Regions from separate parts of the Homo sapiens genome. Here region 2 is linked to region 1. Evidence: chromatin loops called from intact Hi-C (ENCODE). Cell type or tissue: mammary epithelial cell. All regions are shown on one strand. Links, peaks and the distances in the headings refer to the core of each region. The heading gives the core; the rest is flanking DNA.

Region 1 (15,236 bases), core at 4,980-12,979:
CCTTCATATGCCGGTGGGAAGGGGAAGCAGAGATTTCCAAAGGAGACTCTCATTAAGGAGAATGTCATCAGTAGTGTTGATTTGTACTGAAAAAAACACCTTGACTGCTTTAATTTTCAAACTTTGGAGTTTGTTTTTGTTTAAGCTTATCTATTTAACAACTAGAGCCTTGAGATCGGACATCTCTATGGTGATTCTTAATCAAATACTTTTTCCCCCAATTCTCTGGAAAAGTAATTTAGAAGATTTGGCTCTACCCTGCCACCTGGTGACAATGTACCAAGTACAGGGACACAACCAGGAAGCGGAGATTAACTATGTGCTGAACTTGATCCATTATCTTTCTTTCTTTCTTTCTTTTTGAGATGGAGTCTTGCTGTGTCACCCAGGCTGGAGTGCAGTGGTGCCATCTCTGCTCACTACAAGCTCCGCCTCTCAGGTTCAAGCGATTCTCCTGCCTCAGCCTCCCAAGTAGCTGGGATTACAGGCATCCGCCACCACACTCAGCTAATTTTTTTGTACTTTTAGTAGAGATGGGGTTTCACCATGCTGGCCAGGCTAGTCTCGAACTCTTGACCGCAGGTGATCCACCTGCTTCAGCCTCCCAAAATGCTAGGATTACAGGTGTGAGCCACTGCGCCTGGCCTTGATCCATTATCAACAATGTCATTCACAGTTCATGTCAGTCCTTTAAGGGTGTTGCCCCTTCCTATTTTCCAGGTTCTTGAGTGTCACCTTGGTCTTCCCCTCTAAGAGCCAGCGGTTCCTGCGGGTTGGCCTGGCCGTGCCGATCCTCAGCACAGTGGCAGCCCTGAGGAAGATGGTTGCAGAGGAAGGAGGCGTCCCTGCAGATGAGGTGTGATAGAATTGCACTGGGGCCTGGTCATTGGATGATAGAATGCTAACTGAGCCAGCTGTCTAGGCTGTTTAGGCCAATTTGTGGTTCCCAGGTGACTCCAGTATGACTCATGGGTTTCTGGTTGATTAGTAATGCCTGCTGTCTGGGATGACTGGGCCTTGACTTTTCCCTGCATTGACACAGAATGACCAGAAAAGAACACCTTTGCCTTCCGAGAAGGCAATGACAATTATGATCATAATAATTCCAGCAATAGCTACCCCTAGGTAGTGCTTACTAAGTGTGGGGCACTATTCTGTGAACTTTCTATTCATGCCTGATTTAATCACAGGCGTCCTGTGAAGTAGACATTACAATTATCCTCATCTTACTAATGGGGAATAAAGAAGCCCTGAGAGGTTAAGTGACTTGCCCAACGTCACTAGCTAGTAAGTGGCTGAGCCAGGATTTGGATTTCGATGGTTTGACTTCATAGCCCAAGTCACCATTGTATATTTTCAGTCTTGGCAATATAAACCAGGACAGTAAAGGAACAGTAAATGAAGCAGGAGGACCTGCTGAGAGAACTGAGGATGTATAACATGAGAGAGAACATCTGGCGGAAGCTGGGATGGCTGTGTTCTACCTGTTTTCTTTTCAAACGAGTCTTAGTAAAGCGATTGGATTCACAGTGCCTGGAGGGGCCCTCATGAGGAATAGGGAGGAGGCCGTGGTGGCGCCAAGCCACATGGCAGGATGGGAGCGGCCCTCAGGGTGATTCAGTAGCTCCCTAGGTTTCTGACCCTGGACACAGTATGTGATTGGCTCTGTGTCCTTAACTGTGACATGGAAATTGACACTTCCCTGACTATCTCATGGGATTTTTTCAAATCAAAAAATATTTTTAACCTTGTTGGGAAGGCATGCCACACATACAATAACGTCTACCTATCTGAAGATTGTGGTTTGCTGGCTTTCTCTACGTTCATAGCTACATTCCTATAACCTCCACGCTTCCTGAGCCTCCCCATCACCCCAGTGGGCTCCTTTCTGCCCCTGCCCAATCAATCCCTCTGACCTCTATCGCTACCTCATAGAATATTTATGACTCTCTCAAATAGCAGGGGAAATGTGTGTATCTTGCTTTGTAAACTTTAAAGTGCACTATGGGGAGTTACTGAAAGAGACGGAGAGAGAGGGGGACAGTGGGTGAGAGTCCTGGGGAGAAAGTGACAGTAAGAAAAGATCAAAAGGGAGAAGTCTATGAGAGGGAGCGTTTGAATAATTAAGAGTGTGAAAAATCTGGCAGGAATTTGAGAGGTGTGATGTGTTGGTTCAGGGAGATGGGAGTCAGTTGGGGATGCCAGTGTGGGACGGGCATTTCCACTGAAACTGAAAGTCATCTATTTTGATGCTTTGTTTTCTTTAACTGGCAAGTGTATTATATTTATGTTATATAAAATCATAGATATATGTACTTGGATTTATTTTTCTATTTTATTTATTTATTTTTTGACGGAGTCTCCCTCTGTCGCCAGGCTGGAGTGCAGTGGCACGATCTCGGCTCACTGCAACCTCCGCCTCCCAGGTTCAAGCGATTCTCCTGCCTCAGCCTCCTGAGTATGCATCACCACACCCAGCTAATTTTTTGTATTTTTAGTAGAGACGGGGTTTCACCATGTTGGCCAGGATGATCTCGATCTCTTGACCTTGTGATCTGCCCGCCTCAACCTCCCAAAGTGTTGGGATTACAGGCGTGAGCCACTGCGCCCGGCCTGTATTTGGATTTATTTATGTCATCTTATTTATTTATGTCATCTTATGCTATTTACCCTGTTTTCCTATTTTGTACCGCCCCTCCCCCCCCATTTTTAGATTGAACAGTCTTTTTCTTTTAGAAGATGATTCTTTTACATTGAGCAATTTTTCTTTATTTCATCTTTTCTGGGATGAAGTACATCCAGAAGATGTACTTCATGTACATGTCAATATGTATATGTAAATATAATATATACATTATATTTCCATTCTTTTAGTGGTTACTAAAATGTCAACTTGCATAATTACGAGTCTAAAGCCAATCTTCCCATGTAACACAAGGATCTTGGTATGCATTAAATCCCCTTATACCTTTTTGATTTAGATATTATTGTCCAGTATTTTAATCCCTTCTCCACCTCCAACTGTAATAGTAATAATAGTTATTATTTTAGCTTTATATAGTTGATAATATTTACCTTTGCCAATGTTTACCATTTTCTTTGGTTCATCATTTCTTCCTACAACTCAAGTTTTCTCTTTGATTCAGGTTTTTAAATCCTGAAATCTATGTATTTATGAATGAATGAATGAATGAATGACAGGGTTTTCCTCTGTTGCCCAGGCTGGAGTGCAGGGGTGTGATCATAGCTTGCTGCAGCCTTGAACTCCTGGGCTCAAGGGATCCTCCCACCTCAGCCTCCTGAGTAGCTGGGACTACAGGCTCATGCCACCATGCCTGGCTAATTTTTTAAAAAAATTGTGTAGAGATGTGGTCTTGCTGTATTGTTCAGGCTGGTCTTGAACTCCTGGGCTCAAGTGACCCTCCCTCCTCAGCCTCCCAAAGTGTTGGGATTATAGGCATGAGCCACGGTGCCCAGCCCTGAAATGCATCTTTTTTTTTTTTTTTTTTTTTTTTTTAATGACGGAGTCTCGCTCTGTCGCCCAGGCTGGAGTGCAGTGGCACGATCTCGGCTCACTGCAAGCTCCGCCTCCCGGGTTCACACCATTCTCCTGCCTCAGCCTCCGTAGTAGCTGGGACTACAGGCACCCAAAATGCATCTTTTTAACGAGAACTTCCCAGGCAGTGTACCTTGAATAGGTTATGTGTGCTGAGATATTGATTTCTTCAGCATCAGGGTAACAGAGTTGGGTCTAGGGCAGTCAGGGCCCCCACAGTAGTCACCCCTCTACTCTGCTACAAAACCATCTCCTATTTACTTCAATGTTTGGTAAAAATTTTTTTTATGTATGCAATCACGTGAAAAAGGTTAGTAAACCTATTCAGAAATTCTTTCACTCTGTAGTAAACACTCACTTTTTGTTCACATGAAGAGGGCTTTATTTTGTTGTCATTTTTCTATGCTTGTTTAGCTGGGTATAAAACTTAGATTTTTTTTTTTTTTTTCAGTTTCTTTTTTTGTTGCACTTGAGATGTCTGAGGACAATCTAATGGTTGTATCTACTATGCTGCCTTATTACTAAAAATAAGTAGCCAATTGGAAGGAAAAGGTGAAAAATGGGTGTTGACTATCAGTCACTTTTAGATTTCTTATCTGTTGATTTCTCTTTCAGAAATCAAGAGGGAAAATGATCTTTCTCATTTCAGGTGATCTTGGTTGAACTGTATCCCAGTGGATTCCAGCGGTCTTTCTTTGATGAAGAGGACCTGAATACCATCGCAGAGGGAGATAATGTGTATGCCTTTCAAGTTCCTCCCTCACCCAGCCAGGGGACTCTCTCAGGTATAACAGGTGCTTTGCACAATTTTATTTGGCTATGATGAGTTACAGGTTTCAGAGGATACTCCTTGGGTGCAAAGGCATAAAACATCCAATTTTAGCACTTGGAACAGTCAGACTTATTATCCCTGGCATTCGTTGTGTGCAGATGGTTGATATTAAAAATTATTCACCTAACACAAGTATTCTCAAAACTAAGCTTAGTGAATATTAGAATCACCTGGAGGGCGTGTGAAAGCAGATTTCTGGACCCTACCCACAGAGTTTATGATTTGGGTGGCCTGGGGTGGGGCCTAAGAGTTTGCACATCTAACCAAGTTCCCAGGTGATGCCGATGCTGCTGGTCCAGGAACCACACTTTGAGAACCACTATTTGGTATAGATGCTGGAGTCATCTTTGCCGTCAGGATTCCTATGGGTCAAGATTTGTGTGTGAAGTAAAATGTCTACAAATTTGAGCAGTACGTGGTTAAAGTTTTATTAAATGACTTTTTAACAAAATAGTTCCACTTCTTAATGCTTGCTTTTCCTATTCCATGGACTGGCTAACATGGTCAATTTCTAACAGTCCTTTTTATTTGTAGATCAGGATACATTTTGGCCAAGTTAGTGAAGAAGACCCATATATATATTATATATTATATGTAATATATAAAATATATGTTATCTATTACATATAATATATAATATATATAAAATGTATATTATATATCATATATAATATAATATATGACATATACTATATAATATATACTATATAATATATACTATATAATATATACTATATAATATATACTATATAATATATACTATATAATATACTATATAATATATACTATATAATATATACATTATATAGAATATATTATATAATATATATTTAATATGTATTTAATATATTTGATATATATTTAATAATTATATATGTTATATATAATATAGATAAATATATATAAATATATATATAAATAAATATATATATAAATAAAATAAATAAAATAAATAAATATATATAAATAAATATAATATAGATAAATATGTAATATATTATATAGCTAAATATCTATATTATATATAGATAAATATATATAAAATATATTATATATATATATATATATATATATATATATATATATATATATATATTTGAGATGGTTTCTCACTCTGTCACCCAGGCTGGAGTGCAGTGGCGTGATCTTGGCTCACTGCAACCTCCACCTCCTGGGTTCAAGTGATTCTCCTGCCTCAGCCTCCCAAGTAGCTGGGACTACAGGTGTCTGCCACCACGCTTGGCTAGTTTTTGTATTTTTAGTAGAGATGGGGTTTCACCATGTTGGCCAGGCTGGTCTCGAACTCCTAACCTCAGGTGATCCACCTGCCTCAGCCTCCGAAAGTCCTGGGATTACAGGTGTGAGCCACCACACCCGGCCAGAAGGCCCATATTTAAAGGACCCTGTGCCAGTGTTACTTTATACCCCAGATGATTCCTACGCCCTGGCCCCACATTTTGGCCAGCCTAGGTAGCAGGCTATGGGAACTGGATGTTTGAAGTTCTCTGAGTTGACAGGGAGATGCTGGGCATTGGAATCTAGAACAAGACATTAACTGACACTGACTATATTACAACCCAGTGAAACAAGTTCTCCTTTCAAATTCAATCATGGTGGACACATCTTTTCCTTGAAAGTCAACATTTCAGAACTGATTGCAAATGGAGGCTAGTCCAATTCCTCTACTTCCTCACTGGTAAAGATTCTCACCCATCTCTATATACTTCTTATGTTGGCTTTCTAAGAGAGTAGATAAACTGGGGACTCTGTAATGAAGTCATAAAAGCAACCAAAATTATTTTGGAGTATTTTTCAGGTGACTTGAAATATATTAGTTAAATTCTTGTTCCTGTTTTAAAACTATAGGGTGATGGCCAGGTGCAGTGGCTCACGCCTGAAATCCCAACACTTTGGGAGGCCAAGGCAGGAGGATCACTTGAGGTCAGGAGTTCAAGACCAGCTTGGCCAACATGGTGAAACCCCATCTCTACTAAGAATACAAAAAAATTAGCTGGGCGTGGTGGTGCACATCCACAATCCCAGCTACTGGAGAGGCTGAGACAGGAGAATCATTTGAACCTGGAAGGTAGAGTTTGCAGTGAGCCAAGATTGTGCCACTGTACTCCATCCAGCCTGGGGGACAGAGCGAGACTCTGTCTTAAACAAACAAAAAACTATTGGGTGAACACAATTGCAAATTCACTACCATATTCTTGATGTTCGTATGCCAGGCGTCAGATGGCACAAATGCCATGAACCTCATTATCTCCTCCCCTAAAGCCCTCTAGTGGCCCCCCATTGGTGGTTAATAGATGCTCAAAGAGAAAGAGGGACTAGAGAAGCTAAGGCTCTGACCCAGGAAAGCAGCTCCTTTAGGAATATGAACAAATGTCATTCTCTCCCTTCTAGCTCATCCACTGGGTCTGTCGGCCTCCCCACGCCTGGCAGCCCGTGAGGGCCAGCGATTCTCCCTCTCTCTCCACAGTGAGAGCAAGGTGCTAATCCTCTTCTGTAACTTGGTGGGGTCAGGGCAGCAGGCTAGCAGGTATGTTTCACTTTATTCTTTTTTCATGTGGTGTCTGGGATTTGTAGACCTGTACTTGGGAGCCTGTCTAGAGTAAAATTAAACATTTATTCCCAAGGTTAATAAACTAGGAGCCAGAAGTAGGGTCCTTTCTGATTAAGAGGATTAGAAATATCTGCCTTAAGCATTTGGCTAACGTCATCATTCCTAACCATCAGACATCAGAGGCCTTCCTATTAATCGGAGGAACAATTTTTACTGCCTTCACCACTGTTATTTTATATTGTAAAACCTAGGCGGTGCAGTGCTAAAAGAAACTGGCTATAAGAAAAGAGGTGATAATTTGGTTGTCTGTCCAGAAAACCAAGAACTGGAAAGTGATTGGCAGTAAGGAAAGGGTTCAGGAAATTGATGGGTTATATAACAAATATACAAAAACAGATAGCTTTCTTATATAGCCCAAATAAAGTGTTTAAAAGACAGAATTACATTAAGATATATTTAGATGGATAAAATGTTTCTAAAAATGTATCTTGAATAATAAACTGGTAAAAACAAAAAGATTATTTAATAATAATTAAACTATTATTAATTAGCTCAGCTTTTAAAAATCAATTAGCCCAGCCTTACTTATTGAATAATTCATTAACTCTTAGTAATATGAAATACATCATTTTTATCATGTAATAAATACTTACAGATAGTTGGTCTATTTTGTTTGATTTAATTGCATATTCTTCTGCCTGTATTACAATATTTTAATAATTTCAGAATTATGGTATATTTCATATTACTACAGAGTGAGTGAATTGTTCAAAAGTAAGGCTGGGCTAATTGATTTCTTTGTTGCTTTTTATTTTAAATAGTCAACTTTTTACTCCTGCTATGAATTCACACGTATAAATTTCAGGTTGACTAGAGAGGTAACTAGAGAAAAGGAAGCCATGAAATAACTTAAAGATGGCCGAGGTGGGTGGATCATGAGGTCAGGAGTTCGAGACCATCCTGGCTAACACGGTGAAACCCCATCTCTACTAAAAGTACAAAAAACTATCCAGGTGTGGTGGCACGCACCTGTAGTTCCAGCTACTTGGGAGGCTATGGCAGGAGAATCGCTTGAACCCAGGAGGCAAATGTTGCAGTCGGCCGAGATTGCACCACTGCACTCCAGCCTGGGCGACAGATCGAGACTGTCTCAAAAAAAAATTAATAAATAAAAAATAAAAAATAAATTAATAAAGACAACATGGGAGAATATTTATGTCCTTGGGTGGGGGCTAGTTTAACATCAAAGTCAGGAGGCTGTAAAGGAAAAGGCTGATGTTTTAAATATATTTAAAAATTTAAACTAAAAGCAAATTTGAAAGGCAAAGGACAAATGAGGAAAGATATTTATGCCATGTGAGAGGTGAAGGATTTATGTCCATCCTCGAATTTTCCAGCTCTTGAAAATTAAGGAGATAAATACCCTTGGTGAAATGAACCACAGAGATGAACATTAGTTCACAGAAGAAATACAAGCATAGGTTAAAATATTCAGCATCAGCTTGGCACGGTGGCTCACGCCTGTAATCCCAGCACTTTGAGAGGCTGAGGCGGGCGGATCACCTGAGGTCAGGAGTTTGAGACCAGCCTGACCAATATGGAGAAACCCCATCCCTACTAAAAATACAAAAGTAGCCGGGCATGGTGGCTCACGCCTGTAATCCCAACTACTCGGGAGGCTGAGGCAGGAGAATTGCTTGAACCCGGGAGGCGGAGGTTGCGGTGAGCCGAGATTGTGCCACTGCACTCCAGCCTGGGCAACAAGAGTGAAACTCCATCTCAAAAAAAAAAAAAAAAAAAAAAATCAGCATCATTTGTAGTGGGAGAAATTCTGGTTGCAATAGCAAGATACTATTCTTAACCTCTTAGATTGTTAAATGATTTTTAGAAATTGATAATACTCATTCTGGGCCAGAGTCCGGGGAATCAGGTAAATTGGTATGGCTTCTTTGGAGGACAGTTTGGGAAGAAAGAGCTTTAGTCTTGTCTTTCTACTTCTGGAACTTTACCCTAAGGGAATAATTGTGCGCTCAAAGGTTATGTCCAAGGTTATATCTAGTTCCTGCGATAAGCAAGCATTGTTTAAATAAAAACTTGGAATGCCTCACAGTACAGGATGGATTAAGTAAACCGATCTGTCCATACAACAATGGACGCACAGTGCCCTTGCCTGTCCAGACAGATCACCTCATATTTGTGTTCTGCTTTAGCCAATTTTATTCAACAATTTCACATTCTTACCTCATTGGGTCTTCACACAGGCTGCAGCGAGGCCAGGAAGCAGTGAGTCGCTAGTGATTTGTCCAGGAGTACCCACGGCAGAGTTAGGGCCCATAGGCGCAGGCTCACCCAGCATTCTGTACACCATGAGCTCACTGCTGTGCGCTTACTATGTTGGGACATGGATACCATCCCAGTGATGAGAATATTCTCGATACCCCAACCAAAGTTGTGTCATCTGGATTTATGTCTCTGCCTTGCCTTCCCCTGGCTCCAAGCTTGTCTTACTCTATTCCCTGCTGTGAGTAAGAGATTTTGCCAGCTAGCTGGTCATTTTGAGTAATCTGTTTACACAGCAGCATCTACCTGGCTTTGTGTCACTGGGCCTCTGCTTACATTGCAGTGTCTCCATTTGTTACAAGGTTCTCTGATTGGCAATTTTGTATTGTGTTTGGCTTTAAAAAGCATTTACATTATTTTTAATCGACACATAATTGTACATATTTATGGGGTACGGAGTGATATTTTGATACATGTACATAGTGTGTAATGATCAAATCAGGGTAATTGGCATAACCGTCACCTCAAACATTTATCATTTCTTTGTGTTGGGAAGATTCAAAATCCTATCCTCTAGCTATTGAAAGCATACAATAAATTATTGTTAACAATAGTCACTCTATATTGCTATAGAACACTAGAGCTTATTTCTCCTATCTAGCTATAATTTTTATTCATTACCTAACCTTTTCCTAGCCCCCACTGGCGCCTCCCAGCCTCTAGTAGAACCACTATTCTACTCTACTTCTGTGACATTAACTTTTTTAGATTCCACATGAGGGAGTACATGCAGTATTTATCTTTCTGTGCCTGACTTATTTCACTTAACATAATGTCCTCCAGCCTCATCCATCTTGCCGCAAACAACAGGATTTCATTTCTTTTTTATGGGTGCATAGTATTCCGTTGTGTATATAGACCACATTTTCTTTTTCATTTCTTTTCCATTCATCCACCGATGTACACTTAGGTTGATTTGGAATCTTGGCTATTGTGAATAGCCCTGCAGTAAACACAGGAGTGCAGAGATCTCTTTGACATGATGATCTTTCCTTTGGATAAATACCCAGTAGTGGGATGGCTGGGTCACATGGTGGTTCTATTTTTAGTTTTTTGAAGAACCTCCATGCTTTTCTCCACGGTGTCTCCATTCCCACCAACAGTGTATAAGAGTTCCCTTTTCTCCATATCCTCACCAGCATTTGTTATTTCTTGTCTTTTTGATAATAGCCATCCTAACTGGGGTAAGATGATATCTCATTGGGGTTTTGACTTGCATTTCCCTGATAATTAGTGATGTTGGGCATTTTTTCATATGCCTGTTGGCTACGTGTGTCATTTTGAGAAATGTCTATTCAGACCCTTTGCCCATTTTTAAATGGGATTCTTTGGTTTTTTTTGCTGTTGAGTTTTTGTGCTTAGCTCTTGTCACTTATCCTATTGACAGGAAGCCAGGGTTAGAACAACCACTCATGACTGGTGGATGTTGCTGGTTTTTCCTTTGCTGGGATAACCCGATTTCCTTGGATTTTCAGGTTTGGGCCACCCTTCCTGATAAGGGAAGACAGAGCTGTTTCCTGGGCCCAGCTCCAGCAGTCTATCCTCAGCAAGGTCCGCCATCTTATGAAGAGTGAGGCCCCTGTACAGGTCAGTGGTGTGCATGCGTGTGTGTGTGTGTGCGTGCATGCGCATGTGCATGCGTGTGTGTGGGTGTGTGTATTGGGAGGGGTGGAATTTAGTGTAGCCCAGGAGAGGATAATTTGCTGTTAAAGAGTGTTCATACTGTTTTATAAAATGACTTAGATTTATTTGCAAGGAAGTAACCATCTTATAGTCTGTAGTGTTTTACTTTTGTGCCATTACAAAATACCTTTCATGGGCAGAGCTTTTTCTTATTAAATCTTTCAAAACACCATTGGGAAAATGGCATTTACATTAAAACGAAATTTTTTTTTTCACATTTTCCATCATTCCCTAAGCATTTACATTATTATTCCCAATTTTGTATGTTTATGGCTTACCATAGTTTTTCCTAGAAGATAGCATATTATAATAAATTGTAACTTTTATGTTTAAATCAACAATTTCAAGGGACTTGAGATAGAATTTCTGGGAAAATTAAAATGGATGATTATGTCCAAATATGAAAATCTAAATGTTAAAATAAGTTTGTCCAGTTTTTTAAAAACTAAGATAACTCAAAGGAAAACATTTGCCTTATTTATTTATTCTCAGATTGGTAGTTTCCAAACAAAAACAGCATGTTTAAAAACTATTGATTTTTTGTTTTTAGCTCCTATAATATCAGAAACTATTCTGATGGTTGCTTGACACAGAAGATGTTGAAATTTTTAGGGACAGGTCAGTTGTGTCAGATTCCTATTGTCCCCTAACTATTCCCATAGTAAAAGCTTTTTATTTGGGGCACACACAGATCTTATCTCAGAGATAATTCCTCATAATTCATGTTCCTTCCTGCTCAGCAAAAACCATATGTTTGATTTAGGATTTATACCAAATAACATTTTGTTAAAAACCTTCACTACATTTGTCCCAACTTTTATCTCTAAAGGATTTTGTTCAATGTACTGTAGATCAGATCCACCAAAGTGCCCAAATTAGAAACTCCTCTGCAAGTAGGTCAGTCTATCCGGTGAGAGTTTTGCCTTCTCCCAAACCTTGAGCTACTGATTATCGCAATGGATGAAACTATGCTTTTTTTGTTTGTTTGTTTGTTTTTTGAGACGGAGTCTCACTCTGTCGCCCAGGCTGGAGTGCAGTGGCGTGATCTCGGCTCACTGCAAGCTCCGCCTCCCGGGTTCACGCCATTCTTCTGCCTCAGCCTCCCAAGTAGCTGGGACTACAGGCGCCCGCCACCACGCCCAGCTAACTTTTTTGTATTTTTTAGTAGAGACGGGGTTTCACTGTGTTAGCCAGGATGGTCTCGATCTCTTGACCTCGTGATCCACTGGCCTCGGCCTCCCAGAGTGCTGGGATTACAGGTGTGAGCCACCGTGCCCGGCCAGATGAAACTAATTTCATGTGAGCATTTAACTCAGCCATCCTTACTCTTACCTGCTCACACTCCTGTCCTGTTTTTTTTTTTTGAGATGGAGTCTCGCTCTGTCACCAGGCTGGAGTGCAGTGGCGTGATCTCGGCTTACTGCAACCTCCGCCTCCCAGGTTCAAGCGATTCTCCTGCCTCAGCCTCCCAAGTAGCTAGGACTACAGGCAAGCGCCACCACACCCAGCTAATTTTTGTATATTTAGTAGACACGGGGTTTCACCATGTTGGCCAGGATGGTCTCAATCTCTTGGCCTCATGATCCTCCCACTTCAACCTCCCAAAGTGCTGGGATTACAGGCGTGAGCCACCACACCCAGCCACACCTGTACTTTTGCCTCCATACCTTTGCAGTCATTTTAGCTTTATTTTATTTTTGAGGCAGGGTCTCACTCTGACACCCAGGCTGGAGTGCCGTGGTGCGGTAATGGCTCACTGCATCTTTGACCTCCCAGGCTCAAGTGATCCTCCTGCCTCCGCCTCCTGAGTAGCTGGGACTGCAGGTGTATGGTACCGTACCCAGCTAACTTTTTTTTGTTTGTTTGTTAGAGACAGTTTCACCATTTTGCCTAGAGTGATCTTGAACTCCCGGGCTCAGTTGATCCATCTGCCTCAGCCTCCCAAAGTGTTGGGATTACAGGTGTGAGCCACTGTGCCCAGCCCAATTTCAATTTTAGAAATGGATCAAGCAATCAATGGGGCCAGCAAAATACTAATACGGGCAACCTTTGACTCAGCCACAGATGCTTTTTCACAGATTCACGGGTGAATGTATGGTCAGACATGCTTTTCTGTAGGAGTAATGTGTTCTAGATGGTTGTGAGGCTTCCAGGCTAGCCAACCCATTTAACCCATAATTCTTTTAATACTATATTAAATACTGGTTCAAATATAGTCATTTGAAGAGAATATATTCAGGAGTCTCAACATTGAACTGAAGAGATTAAACATATTGTATTGAAGGTTTGGACATGAACTTCCCTAGCCAAGAATTGAGAACAGGAAAGTTTCTTACAAAAATGACCAGTTTACTGGATAGGATTAATTTGCATGTATTATGAAAAAAATAAAAGCTATCAATGCCAATTTTTTTTTTTTTTAAAGAGATAGAGTCCCACTCTGTTGGCCAGGCTGGAGTGTGGTGGTGTGATCATAGCTCACTGCAGCCTTGAACTCCTGGGCTCAAGTGATCCTCCCACCTCATCCTTGCAAGTAGCTGGGACTACAAGCACCTGCCATCATGCCTGGTTAATTATTTTAATTTTTTTGCAGTGATAGGGTCTCACTGTGTTGCCCAGGTTGGTCTTGAACTCCTGGCCTCAAGAAGTCCTCCCACATTGGCCTCCCGAAGTGCTGGGATTACAGGCATGAGCCACCATGCCTGGCTACCCAAACACTTTTATGGTATTTTGTAAACGGGGGTGTGTGAGGCCAGCACTATTTGTGTGCAGGCAGAGTAGGCTGCCTCTGTGCAGATGTTGGTGCCGTAATGATGGCTGACTTTTGCTGTCCAAACAACAAGGCTCCATTAGGGGCGGAGGAAAAAGAGTCTTCTCCCCCAGATTTAAATTAACATTCTCCTTAGGGAGAATACCCTTCCGTGGCCAACCCTCAATCAAAGCCCCTGAAGTCATCTTACTTCCAGACGTTGATTTCGTCTTTGTTGAAGCCGTAGACGAACTGGAACGTGGTTAGAGTCTGGCTAGACGTATGAGCTCCCTGCCCTTCACACTCAAGACCCCCTGCAGCCCAGTTCCAGTTTACCCACCAGCCTTGTGGCCGATGCTCCCTGCACACGTCAGCTCCCACAGCCAAAGGGGTCGGCTCACAACTCTCTGCATCTGTTTCGGGTCATTCTGTCCTACCATGTGTCATTCCTCTTTCCTGGAATTATGATGCTTTTCTCTTGTTTTCCTCTCATAATTCAACCTAGGTTTCCTCCATGGTTTTTAAGAAAACATGTCTGCCTTTTACCTTTGTCAGAGTTTGGAAGAAAATTTTATTTTATTTCTGGTTGTCAAGATCATCAGTGACAAATTTAAGCACCTATTTCTTTTATTTGAATGAAGACCCCGTTGATTTTTTAAAAAATTTTGGTAAAAGATATATACATTTATTTATTTTAACCACTCATAAGTGTATATTAATTACATTTACAATGTTGTATCACCATCACTACTATGTATACTCCCGATTTTTTCATCATCAACAAAAACTTTATTAAACATTATACTGATTAAAACAAAAACCTTATACCTATTAAAAAACTAAAATGTTGCCAGACGTGGTGGCTCACGCCTGTACTCCCAGCACTTTGGGAGGCCGAGGCAGGTGGATCACCTGAGGTCAGGAGCTCAAGACCAACCTGGCCAACATGGTGAAACCCCATCTTTACTAAAAATACAAAAATTAGCCAGGTGTGGTGGCAGGTGCCTGTAATCCCAGCTACTCGGGAGGCTGAGGCAAGGGAATCACTTGAACTGGAGAGGAGGAGTTTGTAGTGAGCCGAGATCGCACCACTGCATTCCAGCCTGGGTGACAGAGCAAGACTGTCTCAAACAAACAAACAAACTATACCTATTAAACAACAATTCCACGTTTTCTCCTCTGCCTAGCTCCTTGTAGCTACCATTCTACTTTCTATCTGTATGAATTTTCCTGTTTTAGGTACCTTATATAACTAGAATAATATAATATTTATCTTTTTACATCTGGCTTATTTCACTAAATGTCATGTTTTCAAGGGTCATCTGTGTTGTAGCATATCTCAGAATTTCCTTCATTTTTTTTTTTTTCTTTTTTTTTGAGATGGAGCTTCACTCTTGTTGCTCAGGCTGGAGTGCAATGGCGTGATCTCAGCTCACTGCAACCTCCACCTCCCAGATTCAACTGATTCTCCTGCCTCAGCCTCCTGAGTAGCTGGGATTACAGGCAC
Region 2 (15,236 bases), core at 4,130-12,129, 57 kb before region 1:
TGAGTGAACTCCCATTCACAATTGCTTCAAAGAGAATAAAATACCTAGGAATCCAACTTACAAGGGATGTGAAGGACCTCTTCAAGGAGAACTACAAACCACTGCTCAAGGAAATAAAAGAGGACACAAACAAATGGAAGAACATTCCATGCTCATGGGTAGGAAGAATCAATATTGTGAAAATGGCCATACTGCCCAAGGTAATTTACAGATTCAATGCCATCCCCATCAAGCTACCAATGACTTTCTTCACAGAATTGGAAAAAACTACTTTAAAGTTCATATGGAACCAAAAAAGAGCCCGCATCGCCAAGTCAATCCTAAGCCAAAAGAACAAAGCTGGAGGCATCACACTACCTGACTTCAAACTATACTACAAGGCTACAGTAACCAAAACAGCATGGTACTGGTACCAAAACAGAGATATAGATCAATGGAACAGAACAGAGCCCTCAGAAATAATGCCGCATATCTACAACTATCTGATCTTTGACAAACCTGAGAAAAACAAGCAATGGGGAAAGGATTCCCTATTTAATAAATGGTGCTGGGAAAACTGGCTAGCCATATGTAGAAAGCTGAAACTGGATCCCTTCCTTACACCTTATACAAAAATCAATTCAAGATGGATTAAAGATTTAAACGTTAGACCTAAAACCATAAAAACCCTAGAAGAAAACCTAGGCATTACCGTTCAGGACATAGGCATGGGCAAGGACTTCATGTCCAAAACACCAAAAGCAATGGCAACAAAAGCCAAAATTGACAAATGGGATCTAATTAAACTAAAGAGCTTCTGCACAGCAAAAGAAACTACCATCAGAGTGAACAGGCAACCTACAACATGGGAGAAAATTTTCGCAGCCTACTCATCTGACAAAGGGCTAATATCCAGAATCTACAATGAACTCAAACAAATTTACAAGAAAAAAACAAACAACCCCATCAAAAAGTGGGCGAAGGACATGAACAGACACTTCTCAAAAGAAGACATTTATGCAGCCAAAAAACACATGAAGAAATGCTCATCATCACTGGCCATCAGAGAAATGCAAATCAAAACCACTATGAGATATCATCTCACACCAGTTAGAATGGCAATCATTAAAAAGTCAGGAAACAACAGGTGCTGGAGAGGATGTGGAGAAATAGGAACACTTTTACACTGTTGGTGGGACTGTAAACTAGTTCAACCATTGTGGAAGTCAGGGTGGCGATTCCTCAGGGATCTAGAACTAGAAATACCATTTGACCCAGCCATCCCATTACTGGGTATATACCCAAAGGACTATAAATCATGCTGCTATAAAGACACATGCACACGTATGTTTATTGCGGCACTATTCACAATAGCAAAGACTTGGAACCAACCCAAATGTCCAACAATGATAGACTGGATTAAGAAAATGTGGCACATATACACCATGGAATACTATGCAGCCATAAAAAATGATGAGTTCATGTCCTTTGTAGGGACATGGATGAAATTGGAAACCATCATTCTCAGTAAACTATCACAAGAACAAAAAACCAAACACCGCATATTCTCACTCATAGGTGGGAATTGAACAATGAGATCACATGGACACAGGAAGGGGAATATCACACTCTGGGGACTGTGGTGGGGTCGGGGGAGGGGAGAGGGATAGCATTGGGAGATATACCTAATGCTAGATGACACGTTAGTGGGTGCAGCGCACCAGCATGGCACATGTATACATATGTAACTAACCTGCACAATGTGCACATGTACCCTAAAACTTAGAGTATAATAAAAAAATAAATAAATAAATATAGTTTTTCATCAAAGACTACAGTTAACCAATGTTTGTATCTAATCTGCCAAAAAGGCAAGAGTCTCAGCATATTTTTATTTTCACCTTTCCTCCACCATGTCCTGTGTTGAAATTATTTGGAATTCTAGATCTTTGCTATTATCAGTCTCTCTCTCTCTTTTTAACACATCAATCCCCTTAGATTCTTTTTGTTTTGGAATTCTTTCAGAAACAATCTATATACAGAAAATATGGTCTCAGCCAGGTGCAGTGGCTCTTGCCTGTAATCACAGCACTTTGGGAGACTGAGGTGGGAGGATAATTAAAGCCCAGGAGTTTGAGACTAGCTGGGCAAGATGGTGAGACACCCCTTCCTCATCTTTACAAAACTAAATAAATAAACTGGACATGTTGGTGGCACTGCCTCTAGTCCCAGCTACTCGGGAGGCTAAGGTGGGAGGAAGTTTGAGGCTACCATGAGCTACAATCACACCAGTGCATGCCAGCCTGGGTGACAGAGTAAGACCCTGTTTCTATTAAAAAAAAAAGAAGAAGAAGAAGAAGAAGATGATGATGATGATGAGTAGAAGAAAGAAAAAAAGAAAATTTGGTCCCTGCTTACCTGAAAATATGTTTGTTTTACCCTCAGACTTGAATACAGTTTGGTGCAGTATAAAAAGAATTTTAATGGAGTTTGTATTGAAGTATAACATATATGCAAAATACATAAATCATAAATAAGCACCTCAGTGACTTATCACACCTATATGACTACCACCCTGGTAAAGCAATAGAACATTTTTATCATCCCCCAAACACCCCTTCCAATCACTACCCTCACCCTCCTACTTACTACCTGAACTAGTCTCATAGATTAGTTTTACCTGCTTTTGAACTTTATGTAAATAGAATATTTCAATATGTACTTTGGAGATCTTTTTTCTTCTCTGTGGAAGCTTTTAATGTAGTTAGTGTCATACAGATCTTCTTCTCCTTATTGATTTTTAGTCCACTTGTATTATCATTTACTGAGAAAAATGTTAAGGTCTCAGGCAATGAATGTAGAGTTCCACCTTTATTTCTCACAGTTTTTGTTTTGCATATCTTAAAGCTCTGTTATTAGGTGCTGTTAATTATTTGTTATATCTTTTTGCTGTATTGACATTTTTATTAAAGTGTTCCTCTTTGTCTCTAGTAATTCTCTTTGATTTGAAGTAACTTTGTATAATTTTAATGTACTCATTACAGCTTTCTTATGCTTACTCTTAGCATGATATATCTTTTTTAACCCTTTTATTTTTCCATGTGTCTTTATATTCAAAGTACATCTCTTGAAACAGCATATACTTGGTTTTTACTTCTCTATCCATTCTGATAATCTCTGCTTTTATTTGGAATGTTTAATCCATTTACATTTAATATAATCTTTCATATGTTTGTATTAAATCTTTATACAAACTCCATCAAACTCCATCAATGCAATATTATAATTTTTGCTTTAAAGAGTCATAAACATTTTCAAGAAATTAAGAGAAGAAAAAATTTAAAATGTCTTGTGTGCTTACTTATATATTTGACTATTTCTGATGGTCTTCATTCTTTCTTATATATCTAAGTTGTCATCTGTTACCTTTCCCCTCTCTAAAGAACTTTGCTTAGCTTTTTTTGTTTGTTTGTTTGTTTGTTTGTTTGTTTAAGAGACAGGGTTTCACTCTGTTGCCCAGGATGGAGTCAAGTGTCCATTCACCCGCATGATCATAGCACACTGCAGCCTAAACACCTGGTCTCAAGTGTTCCTCCTGCCTCAGCCTCCTGAGTAGCTGGGACTAGAGGTGCATGCCATTTTGCCTGGTTCATTTAACATCTTTTTAAAAGTATAAGCCTCTACTGAATAATTATCTCAGTTTTTATTTATCTGGAAACATTTTTTTAGCCTTTATTTTTGAAGAAAGTTTCACTGGTTACAGAATTCTTGCCCGATTATTTTCTATTTATTCATTAGTTTGAATACATCATTCCAGACTTTCTAATGAGAAGTCATTCTGTATTCTTATGATTTTCTTCTTTATAATATGTCATTTTTCTGTTTATATTTCAATATTTTTTCTTTGCTTTTGTCTTTCATCAGTTTGACTGTGATTTGTCTTTCTCTTTGTGTTTATCCTTTCTTAGCATTTGTTAAACTTTTTGAATCTATAAGCTGATATTTTCCACCAAATTGAGAAGTTTTTCAGCCCTTGTTCCTTAAGAATTTTCACCTTTGCTCACTTCTGTTCCCCTGAGATTTGAATTATCTGTGTTTAGTAATTTGAGATTTTCCTACAGATCTTTAGGCTGTTCATTTTTCTTCAATTTTTAAAATCTTTTTAAAATTATGTAATCTCTATTAAATCTACCTTCCAGTTTACAGATTTTTCACCATCTCCAATCTGTCATTGAGTCCACCTAGTAAATTTATTTTAGTTATTGTACTTCTTACCTATAGAAGAATATATAATTGCTATAAGGTATATAATTATAATATTACATATATAGTTTCTAGTTCTCTGTTCAGATTACCTATCTGTTCACTTATTGATGTGATAGTTTCCTTTAATATTTTGAATGTATTTTAAAATAGCTGCTTTAAAGTTTTTGTCTGCTAATCCAGTACCTGGGTCTACTTGGAATCAGTTGCTTCTGACTCTGCCTTTTTTTTGAGTCATATTTTCCTATTTCTTTGCATGTTTGATAATTTTTTGTTGTTGAAAACTCAGTATTATATAGAATATACTATAGCAACTCTGTTCTCTGAGGATTGTTGGCATGGACTCAAACTGCAAATTTTGCCTCCCCATAGTATGCATCATCTGTTATTCTCATGACTTCCCACTGCTGCTTTTTTAGCCTGGCCTTGGGTTCTTCTGTGTGCTTGCATTATGTAGCAGTCAACCAAGGGTTTATGCAGAGATGAAGCTCATCCTTTCCATGATTTCCTTTCTTTTAGTGACTTCTCCCTATTTTCCAAATATTCTGTTAACCTCAAGCTCTGACACTTGAAGCCTGTGAGGTTCAGCTTCCTGCCATCCAAGCTGAGCTCAGTTGGGGAATGTATTTACTTAAAAAGGCAAGCAAACAAAAAAGCAACAAACAAAAAACCTCTCAGATTGACCCCATGTAGCTGTCTTTAGCAGTAGAATCCTTAAAAAAAATCAATTAAAAAAAAAACACAGTAGAATCCTCCCTGGTCTCTGCCTGCTTGTTCTTCCTCTTGGTATTCCCCCCATACATATATAATTTAGCTACCCAGCAGAGACTTGGGCAGTGTTTATAACCAGAATTTACATCTTATTCTTGTGGTTCTCTTGCCACTAGGATATTCCCCCTTTAAATTCCAGCTGATTTTCTAGCCCTCAACTCTGATCTCTAGCATTGTTAGCTAGGGATACATGTATAATTTAGCTACCCAACAGAGATTTGTGCAGTGTTTATAACCAGAATTTACATCTTATTCTTGTGGTTCTCTTGCCACTAGGATATTCCCCCTTTAAATTCCAGCTGATTTTCTAGCCCTCAACTCTGATCTCTAGCATTGTTAGCTGGTAACGCTATGGTTTTTCTGCCACCTTTTTCTACAGCCACCATAGCTGTGGGAGTTGGAGGCTCCCACATGTGAGAAAGCCACATGCTAACAATTCTCAACCCTTTCCAGTTGCACTCTTAGAAGAGCAAACTCTTCCTGATTTCTATCTACTTTTAGAGGTTTTTGGTGTCATTAAGATTTTGTTATTGTTGTTAATTCATCCAGTTTTTCTAATTGTTATTTGTGAGAAAATGTGTGTGAACCAGTTCAGTGCTCCAGCCTTACAAGATGTACTCTCTGCTTATACTTTTGAGCCCAGTTTTTCTCTACAGCTCTTATCTGGCTGATTTCTATTTATCCATAATGTTTCTGACCTATGTGATGATACTCTTTCCTGCTTTCCTGTATTGTTAAGGGCAAAATTATGTACATCTATAGCTACATCTATATCTATAAATATCTTCATTTCATGGGATTTTAGGTGGGAGAGAGGGAGCACATGGGCTTGGTACCTCATCATGATCCAATCAATTGGGTTCTTTCTGGAACTTAACCTCTCAGACCCTAAACTAAGAACAATCTACCACTTGAATGGTTCAGTTTTGAACTAGGCTTGACTGCCAAGGAAGTGGATAGGCCATCAAGTGTAGAGAGTTTGGAAGAAAGTTCTTCTTTTTTGAGATGGAGTTTTGTTCTTGTTGCCCAGGCTGGAGTGTAATGGCATGATCTCAGCTCACTGCAACCTCCGCCTCCTGGGTTCAAGTGATTCTCCTTCCTCAGCCTCCCAAGTAGCTGGGACTACAGGCGCACACCACCACACCCAACTAATTTTTGTATTTTTAGTAGATACAGCGTTTTGCCATGTTGGCCAGGCTGGTCTCAAACTCCTGACCTCAGGTGATCCACTCACCTTGGCCTCCCAAAGCACTGGGATTACAGGCATGAGCCACTGCTCCTGACCTGGAAAGTTCTTCGGGGGCATTGATTTCATGATATTTGATTTTCATGAGTGGTCCATGAGTACACCTCTTTAAGAGCTTACTTCCCTCAGAGGAGGAGCTCATTCACCAAAGGCATTATCTAATATAAATATCTCTAATTTTAAATAAATATTAACATTCTAGTGTTGACTTGATTTACATTAATCAAGACTGTCTGGCAAGAAGCCCCATCACATCTGTTGTCTCATTCCAGCACTTACTCTTTCTAACTAAGTAGTCCATCATTATAACTGTAACACTAAGCCCCAAGCATTAAATGTGTGGAAGGGATCCACTTATTTTTTGTTTTAATTCTAAAGTGAGTAGGTCTTAAGAGAAAAGGACTCTTTTTTGAAATGTGTTCATGAAAAAATGTAGACATTGCTTGAGATGTACTGAAATCTAAAAATTAGCTTTAATCTCCACAGAGACAAGCTAGAAATTTATACTTATGAACCAAATGGTCTTTATTGTACCCCAATATTACTTCTTCTTATTATTTGAATTGGAATAATCTGTAATCTTTTGACACATTGGTAATTTACATTGTATTTAGAGGTTGCCTTTTTTTTTTTTTTTGAGCTTGACAGACAAAAGAAGGGTTTTGGGTTATCTGCAAACTTGAATTCTGGCACCATTGTCTTTTCCTTTTTGAAAATTTTAATAAGATTGTCTGCTTGGCTGGGCACAGTGGCTCACACCTGTAATCCCAGCACTTTGGGAGGCCGATGTGGGTGGATCACCTGAGGTCAGGAGTTTGAGACTAGCCTGGCCAACATGGTGAAACCCCGTCTCTACTAAAAATACAAAAAATTAGCCAGACATGGTGGCACATGCCTGTAATCCCAGCTACTCGGGAGGCTGAGGCAGGAGAATGGCTTGAACACAGGAGGTGGAGTAAGCCAAGATCGGACCATTGCACTCCAGCCCAGGCAACAGAGTGAGACTCCATCTCAAAAATAAATAAATAAATGAATAAATAAATAAATATTGTCTACTTCACAGGAAAGGGTTTGTTTATTCTCTCTTAATACAAGCAATCCAAGGCTGTATTTATCTCAAGAAATGTTATAGGTGTCGACTTATCTTCAAACTCAGGTAATATACATTAAATATGTTCAGCTTTTTGTTTGTCAATCATACCTCAATAAAGTGGTTTTTATTTTATTTCATTTTATTTTTAGAGGCAAATTCTCTTGTCTCACTCTGTCATCCAGGCTGGAGTGCAGTGGCACGATCATAGCTCAATGCAGTCTCCAACCCCTAGGCTCAAGAGATCTTCCTTCCTCAGCCTCCTAAGAAGCCAGGACCACAGGCATGCATCACTACACCCAGCTAATTTTTATATATTTTTATTTTTTGGGGAGGCAGGGTCTCACTATGTTGCCCAGGCTGGTCTTGAACTCCTGGCCTCAAGTCATGGGATCCTCCTTTCTTGGCCTCCCAAAGTGCTGGGATTACAGGTGTCAGCCACCATATCAGGCCTCAATAAAGTAGTTTTATAGAAAAGACAAATGTTACTATCCTCCAGTCTACCAAGACTTTGTGAGAATTTTAAATTGGCTTATTCTTTTTGAGCAACTTTGTCCCAACCCTTCCTAAAGAGAAAGGACTACAAAAGATGGTCCACAGATGATTAGAGGGCATTAAATACCGTTTACACAAGATGTTTCAAATGGTCTGTAAGACAATCATCAAGGCTTCAGATAATAAAAGGCATCCTTCCCTATATTCTTTTTTTTTTTTTTTGAGATGGAGCCTAGCTCTGTCACCCAGGCTGGAGTGCAGTGGCCCCATCTTGGCTCATTGCAACCTTTGCCTTCCAGGTTCAAGCGATTCTCCTGCCTCAGCCTCCTGAGTAGCTGGGATTACAGGCATGCACCACCATACCCGGCTAATTTTTGTATTTTTAGTAGAAACGGGGTTTCACCATGTTGGTCAGGCTGGTCTCAAACTCCTGACCTCGTGATCCACCCCCCTGGCCTCCCAAAGTGCTGGGATTACAGGTTTGAGCCACCGCGCCCAGCCTTTTCCTATATTTTTGTGAAACACATTTTGGTGTCAAATATGCATCTGGGAAACTGCATCTTTTATGGTTGCATCTCTTGATGGCTTCCTTGCAGTGGCACTGCTGAGCTATTTGCAACCTGTGCCAAGAAGGATATCAGGGTGTGGCACACATCATCCAACAGGGAGCTGCTGCGGATCACCGTGCCCAACATGACCTGCCACGGCATCGACTTCATGAGGGACGGCAAAAGCATCATTTCAGGTAACGTCCACATGTCAAGATCTGGCTTGGGGCTCTAGCTGCGGTTTTGATTCTTGTCACTCTCCTCCCATACTAGTCTCTACATGTGGATAACCTAGAACAGCCTCCCACTGTCCACCCCCTTCTTGCTTCTAATCTAGCCTCTCTTTGGAGTTTCCTTCCAGCTGGGAGACTTTCTGAGCTAGGAAGGACCAAATAGCAATTTCTCCTCTCCCACATTGCTGCATATAGCGTGAATCTTTCTCTCTAGTAGGAAAATTTAGAAGTTCAATTTTGAAAAGGAGTTTGAAAAGGACAGGTCCCCCATGTGAGGACCCTTTTTGTTGTGTAAGAGATAAAACCCTGACTCAAACGAAGTGATGTCTCAAAGGGAATTTATTTTTAACTCAATTTATTATTTTATGCCATTTAGCATAAATTATAGGCAGCGTGATATTCCACCTCTAAAGACTTCAGCATGTATCTCTAAAAATGTTTTCCTTTAAAACAGTAATTTCTCAGTATTGTCTTATGCTAAATCTATCTGTAAGTCTCCCCAGTGCTCAGAAAGTACACATACTGCTTCACATCAATGAAAAGTTCAGTGGATCTTTAGGGACAGCTATTAAAATGGTGACACCAGGAAACCATCTCGCCCCTCTTTTCTTTCTTTCCCTTTCTTTCTTTCTTTCTTTCTTTTCTTTTCTTTCTTTCTTTCTTCTTTCTTTTTTCTTCCTTGCTTGCTTGCTTTTTTTTTTTTTTTCTCAGATGGAGTTTCACTCTTGTTGCCCAAGCTGGAGTGCAATGGCGCGATCTAGGCTCACTGCAACCTCTGCCTCCCGTGTTCAAGCAATTCTCCTGTCTCAGCCTCCAGAGTAGCTGGGATTACAGGCACGCTCCTGCCTCAGCCTCCCAAGTATCTGGGACTACAGGCGTGTGTCATCACGATGGGCTAATTTTTTGTATTTTTAGTAAAAACGGGTTTTCACCATGTTGGCCAAGCTGGTCTTGAACTCCCGACCTCAGGCAATCCACCCGCCTCGGCCTCCCAAAGTGATGGGATTACAGGAGTGAGCCACTGCACCCGGTCCTCACTCCTCTTTTCTTGGCCCTGTCTTCTCCTCCTTGTTAGCGTCCCTACCCCACCCTGCGCATGTCTTCTCCACATAGGGCTGCCAGGAGCTCTGGGCTTACCTTACATCTAGAGCGAACACGGCTCAGGACAGAAATCTTGGAGTCCTCACTGCCTCCCCTTTTTCTCTTATGCCCACATCCACATCCCCTGCTGATGCTCATTTCAAAGTACATCCAAGGTCCCTCACCCCTCATTATCTTCCCCCTTATCCTAGCCACCAGCATCTCTCCCCTAGATTGCCCTCGTACCTTCCTACCACGTCTCCTTGCTTCTCTTCTCACCCAGTATACTTTCCCGCAGTCTGTTTTCGACACAGAAGCCAGAAGCCAGAAGCCAGAGGTCTGTTTTAAAATGTAAGTCAGGGCCAGGCGCGGTGGCTCACGCCTGTAATCCCAGCACTTTGGAGGCCGAGGCGTGAGCCACCGCACCTGGACCTGATTTACATAGCTGTGATTACAAGCATGCGCCACCATGCCCAGCTAATTTTTGTAATTTTTTTTTTTTTTTTTTTAAGAGACGGAGTCTTTTTCTGTCTCCCAGGCTGGAGTGCGGTGGCGCGATCTCGGCTCACTGCAAGCTCCGCCTCCCGGGTTCACGCCATTCTCCTGCCTCAGCCTCCCGAGTAGCTGGGACTACAGGCGCCCGCTACCACGCCCGGCTAATTTTTCTGTATGTTTAGTAGAGACGGGGTTTCACCGTGTTAGCCAGGATGGTCTGGATCTCCTGACCTCGTGATCCGCCCGCCTCGGTCTCCCAAAGTGCTGGGATTACAGGCGTGAGCCACTGCGCCCTGCCCGATTTTTGTAATTTTTTGAGTAGAGATGGGGTTTCGCCTGAGGTCAGGAGTTTGAGAACAGCCTGACCAATATGGTGAAACCCCATCTCTACTAAAAATACAAAAATTAGCCGGGCGTGGTGGCGGGAGCCTGTAGTCCCAGCTACCCGGGAGGCTGAGACAGGAGAGTTTCTTGAACCCGGGAGGTGGAGGTTGCAGTGAGCCAAGATCGCACCACTGCACTCCAGCCTGGGTAACAGAGCCAGACTCCATCTCAAAAAAAAGAAAGAAAGAAAGAAAGAAAGAAAGAAAGAAAGAAAGAGAGAGAGAGAGAGAGAGAGAGAGAAAGAAAGAAAGAAAGAAAGAAAGAAAGAGAAAGAAAGAAAGAGAAAGAAAGAACATAAGTCAGAATTTGCCATATTTAGGGCTCAAAAGTCTTTTACCCTCTAAGAGTAAATGACAAAGATCCCCCCATCACCTACAAGGCTCCATGTGAATTTCTGTCCTCCTTTACCTTCTTACCTGGAGCTCTTCCTCTTACTACTCACCCCTTCTAGCCATACTTTCTTCTTGCTGTTCCTCAAACACACTGGGCATAGATAGAGCCTTTGCTCTGACTCTTATGTCTGCCTGAAATATTCTTTCCCTAGATACCTCCATGGCTCACTCCCTCACCCCCTCACCTCCTCAAATCTTTGCTGAAATGGGATCTACCTTTAGCATTCTATTTTAAACTGCTAAGGTCAAGAGGTGACATTAAAGCTTATGAGAGGGTGCCAGCCATTTGAAGACCTGGGGAGAAAACATTCCAGGCAGAGGGAATAGCAAGTGCAAAGGCCCTCAGGAGGGAGATCGCTTGGTGGATTTGAGGAATAGCAAGAGGGCCAGTGTGTCTGGGGCTTAGTGGGTAGTTGGGCTAGGGGTGCAGGGACAGCCAGTAAAAGAAGTTAAAAGAGATGGCGGGGGTTGGGGGTCGGGCACAAATACTAGTTACCGTGGAGGATAAAGGAGTTTGGATTGGATTTTAATTCTAAGTGCAGTGGGAAAATGTTTTGGAAAGTTTTTTTTTTTTTTTGAGATGGAGTCGTGCTCTGTTGCCCAGGCTGGGAGTGCAGTGCTGTGATCTCGGTTCACTGCAACCTCCGCCTCCCGGGTTCAAGCGATTCTCCTGCCTCAGCCTCCTGAGTAGCTGGGATTACAGGCATGCTGCCACCATGCCCAGCTAATTTTTGTAATTTTTTTTAGTAGAGGTGGGGTCTTGCCATGTTGACCAGGCTGGTCTCCACCTCCTGTCCTCAAGTGATCCGCCTGCCTTGGCCTCCCAAAGCGCTGGGATTACAGGTATGAGCCACTGCGCCCAGCCTCCACTTTTTTTTTTCTTTTTTTGAGACAGGGTCTTGCTCTGTTGCCCAGGCTGAAGTGCAGTGGCGGACTCTTGGCTCACTGCAACCTCCATCTCCCAGGTTTAAGTGATCCTCCTACTTCAGCCTCCCGAGTAGCTAGGACTAAATGGGCATGCCACCATGCGAGGCAAGTTTTTTTTTGTTTTTTTTTTTCATATTTTTTGTAGAGACTGGGTCTTGCCATGTTTCCAGGCTGGTCTTGTGCTCCTAGACTCAAGCAATCCACCCACCTTGGCCTCCCAAAGTGCAAAGTGTTGAGATTATAGATATAAGCCTTTTTTTTTAAATAAAAAAGGAAGTTCTTGATCAAGAAGATGACATAATTTTTAAAAGGCCACACTGATCCCTGCATAAATAAGTGGTTGTAAGCAAGAGTGGAAGCAAGCATAAGCTGTTATCACAATCCAGGAGAAAGATGGTGGTGCCTTGGATGAAGGAGGTACCAGTGGAACTGTTGAGAGGTGCTCAGATTTGAATGTTTTTTAACAGTAAAGCTGGTGGAAATTGTTGATGGATTGGATGTTGGATTGGGTTGGGTAGATGGAATTGAGGGTAATCAAGGAAGACTCAGGCTGTTGGCTTAGGCAACTGGATGGGTGGTGGCAACCTGTAGAAGGGAAAGGGGCCTATGGTGACCAGCATTCAGCTGAGCTGGTCTCTTTCCTCCAGCACAGCACCACTCACCAGGCCTGCCTCTCCTTAGTGAGGCCAGCAGACTGTGGAGAGAGGGTGCATATACTGATCCTGCCTGCCTTTTGTTTCCCTTTCATGCCAGCATGGAACGACGGTAAAATCCGAGCCTTCGCCCCAGAGACAGGCCGACTGATGTATGTCATTAACAATGCTCACAGGATCGGCGTCACCGCCATCGCCACCACCAGTGACTGTAAAAGGGTCATCAGTGGCGGTGGGGAAGGGGAGGTATTGAAAGCAGAAATTTGAAAAAATAACGCTCTGTTTAGAACAACTGCCCTATAGGAAGCCATCTATTTGCTTTTAAAAATACACACCTTTGCTAGTATTCAAGCAGGACCAAATTGACATTTTGATGAGATCTGAAAATATGTCATAAATAAAAGTTCTAATATTATAAATGTATACTTATTTTGAAATGGAGTCTCACTCTGTCACCCAGTCTGGAGAGTGCAGTGGCTCAATCTTGGCTCGTTACAACCTCTGCCTTCTGGGTTCAAGCGATTCTCCTGCCTCAGCCTCCTGAGCAGCTGGGATTACAGGCGCACACCGTCATGCCCAGCTAATTTTTCTATTTTTAGTAGAGATGGGGTTTCACCATGTTGGCCAGGCTGGTCTCAAACTCCTGACCTCAGATGATCCACCTGCCTTGGCCTCCCAAAGTGCTGGGATTACAGGTATGAGCAACCATGCCTGGCCTATAAATATATATCTAAGTACATTTGTACACAGAAAGGACGTTTACAATACAGACATGAAAGTGTTCTATGTGGACTAGAGTTAAGGAATTCATGCGGGTGTTTTGCCAGTGTTTTGGCTTGCTTGCTCTTTTCCTCCGAGGATCGTGGTTGTACGAATTGTCATCTTATCTTTTTTTTTTTTTTTTAGACGGACAGAGTCTCCCTCTGTCACCCAGGCTGGACTGCAGTGGCACAATCTTGGCTCACTGCAAGCTCCGCCTCCTGGGTTCACGCCATTCGCCTGCCTCAGCCTCCTGAGTAGCTGGGACTACAGGTGCCTGCCACCACGCCCAGCTAATTTTTTTTTGTATTTTTTTAGTAGAGACGGGGTTTCACCGTGTTAGCCAGGATGGTCTCGATCTCCTGACCTCGTGATCCGCCTGCCTCGGCCTCCCAAAGTGCTGGGATTACAGGCGTGAGCCACCGCGCCTGGCCCATCTTATCTTTTAAAGCAGGTGATGGTTTTAGCATCAATTATTAAATACACCCAGACGTTTTGACCATTATTTTTAAATGATCATGCTCAACTTTTTCTTCCCATTATTTTGAGGAGGCTGTAACACCTTTTGCTCACACATTTTTCTCTGGTTCTCTCCTCCTCTGTGCCCCAGATTCTTTGCTATCCCAAAGCCTTCCCTTTCTCTTTGAGATATTTTCTTTTCCTTTCCTTAATCCCCTGTCATAGGAAGAACAGAATAGTTTGTGCTCATCTTATTTTTCATAAATCCAACATAGGCACTATAAGAAGGCGTAAGCATCTGACTACTATGTTTTCTGGTGTAGTTGTGACAGATCCTTTGTCCATTAAAGGAATACTGGCTGGGCCTGGTGGCTCACGCCTGTAATCTCAGCACTTTGGGAGGCTGAGGCAGGTGGATCACCTGAGCTCAGGAGTTTGAGACCAGCCTGGCCAACATGGCCAAACCCTGTCTCTACTAAAAATACAAAAATTAGGCCAGGCGTGGTGAGTTGGAGGTTGCAGTGAGCCGAGACCACGCCATTGCATTGCACTCCAGCCTGGGTGACAGAGCGACATTTTGTCTCAAAAAAAGAAAAAAAAATACAAAAATTAGCCAGGTGTGGTGGTGCACTCCTGTAGTCCCAGCTACTTGGGAGGCTGAGACAGGAGAATTGCTTGAATCCATGAGGCAGAGGTCGCAGTGAGCCGAGATCGCGCCATTGCACTCCAGCCTGGGAGACGGACCAAGACTCCATCTCAAAAAATGAAGGAATACCATACTAACTAAACAACTTCCCTTTTATCTATCCTTTTTATTAAAGCATCATATTAATGATTTTAAATTTTGTGTGTAGGTAGTTGTATTACCTATGAATTTCACTCCAGGATAATACACAGGTATTTGGAAATATTTGTGATATAAAATAGGTATTGGATTCAGTAGAGTTGGGAACCATTGCTTTTAAATGATCAAAATTGAACAGCTGATTGTGAAAGTTTAAATATAGCTCTGGGTACTCACGAACTTTCCTGACAGTACCAGAAATTTGAGAGCAGTGATCAGCAAAAGTGAATAGACATTATTTCACTTGGTTTTGCGTTGGCCCTTGCATTATCGATTTGCATAGCAGGTGTCTGATTAAATTTCTCAGCCTGTATGTACAAGCAGGTACAGGATTGTTAGTAGCATTTTTGAAGCTCTGTTGAAGATGATCACATCTTATACATGAATATGCCTGCCCTTCAACTTAGCATTCACACCCCACCCAACCGAGACAAAGACAGGGAATTAAAAAAACACAAATCAAGCATAGCAAAGGGGAAAAAGCTCTTGGAATCTTTTCCTATCCCTTCAGAAGTCCCAAGTGTGGATCAAGATCCTGTGCTCTGTGGCTTTCAGGTGAGGGTATGGCAGATAGGCTGTCAGACCCAGAAGCTGGAGGAGGCCCTGAAGGAACACAAG

Evidence for each region. Hi-C counts contacts between places; a loop is a spot of excess contacts. Peaks named below come from ENCODE experiments on the same cell type or tissue, not always from the same donor. Only the 100,000 strongest peaks of a DNase experiment are listed, where the experiment ranks them.
Region 2: a loop joins it to region 1, with 2.1 times the contacts of the local background. A loop is called at or near these places in 3 of 110 quality-filtered maps.

What each region holds. Positions count from the first base shown.
Region 1 is chr17:9,676,026-9,691,261 of GRCh38, forward strand. USP43 (ubiquitin specific peptidase 43) reads left to right here. Exons shown (of 15, transcript NM_153210.5): 5 at 721-856; 6 at 4,206-4,341; 7 at 6,798-6,933; 8 at 10,773-10,884. Among named protein-coding and RNA genes, the nearest start is that of USP43, 38 kb to the left of the region's middle. RefSeq lists enhancers at 194-1,393, 633-1,133. In mammary epithelial cell, for the core only: no CTCF peak of the experiment used is centred there; a DNase peak (open chromatin) is centred at 9,296; H3K27ac peaks cover 1,703 bases.
Region 2 is chr17:9,620,232-9,635,467 of GRCh38, forward strand. It overlaps CFAP52 (cilia and flagella associated protein 52), which reads left to right. Exons shown (of 14, transcript NM_145054.5): 9 at 8,441-8,589; 10 at 12,657-12,802; 11 at 15,174-15,236. Among named protein-coding and RNA genes, the nearest start is that of USP43, 18 kb to the right of the region's middle. In mammary epithelial cell, for the core only: a CTCF peak has its summit at 8,440; no DNase peak of the experiment used is centred there.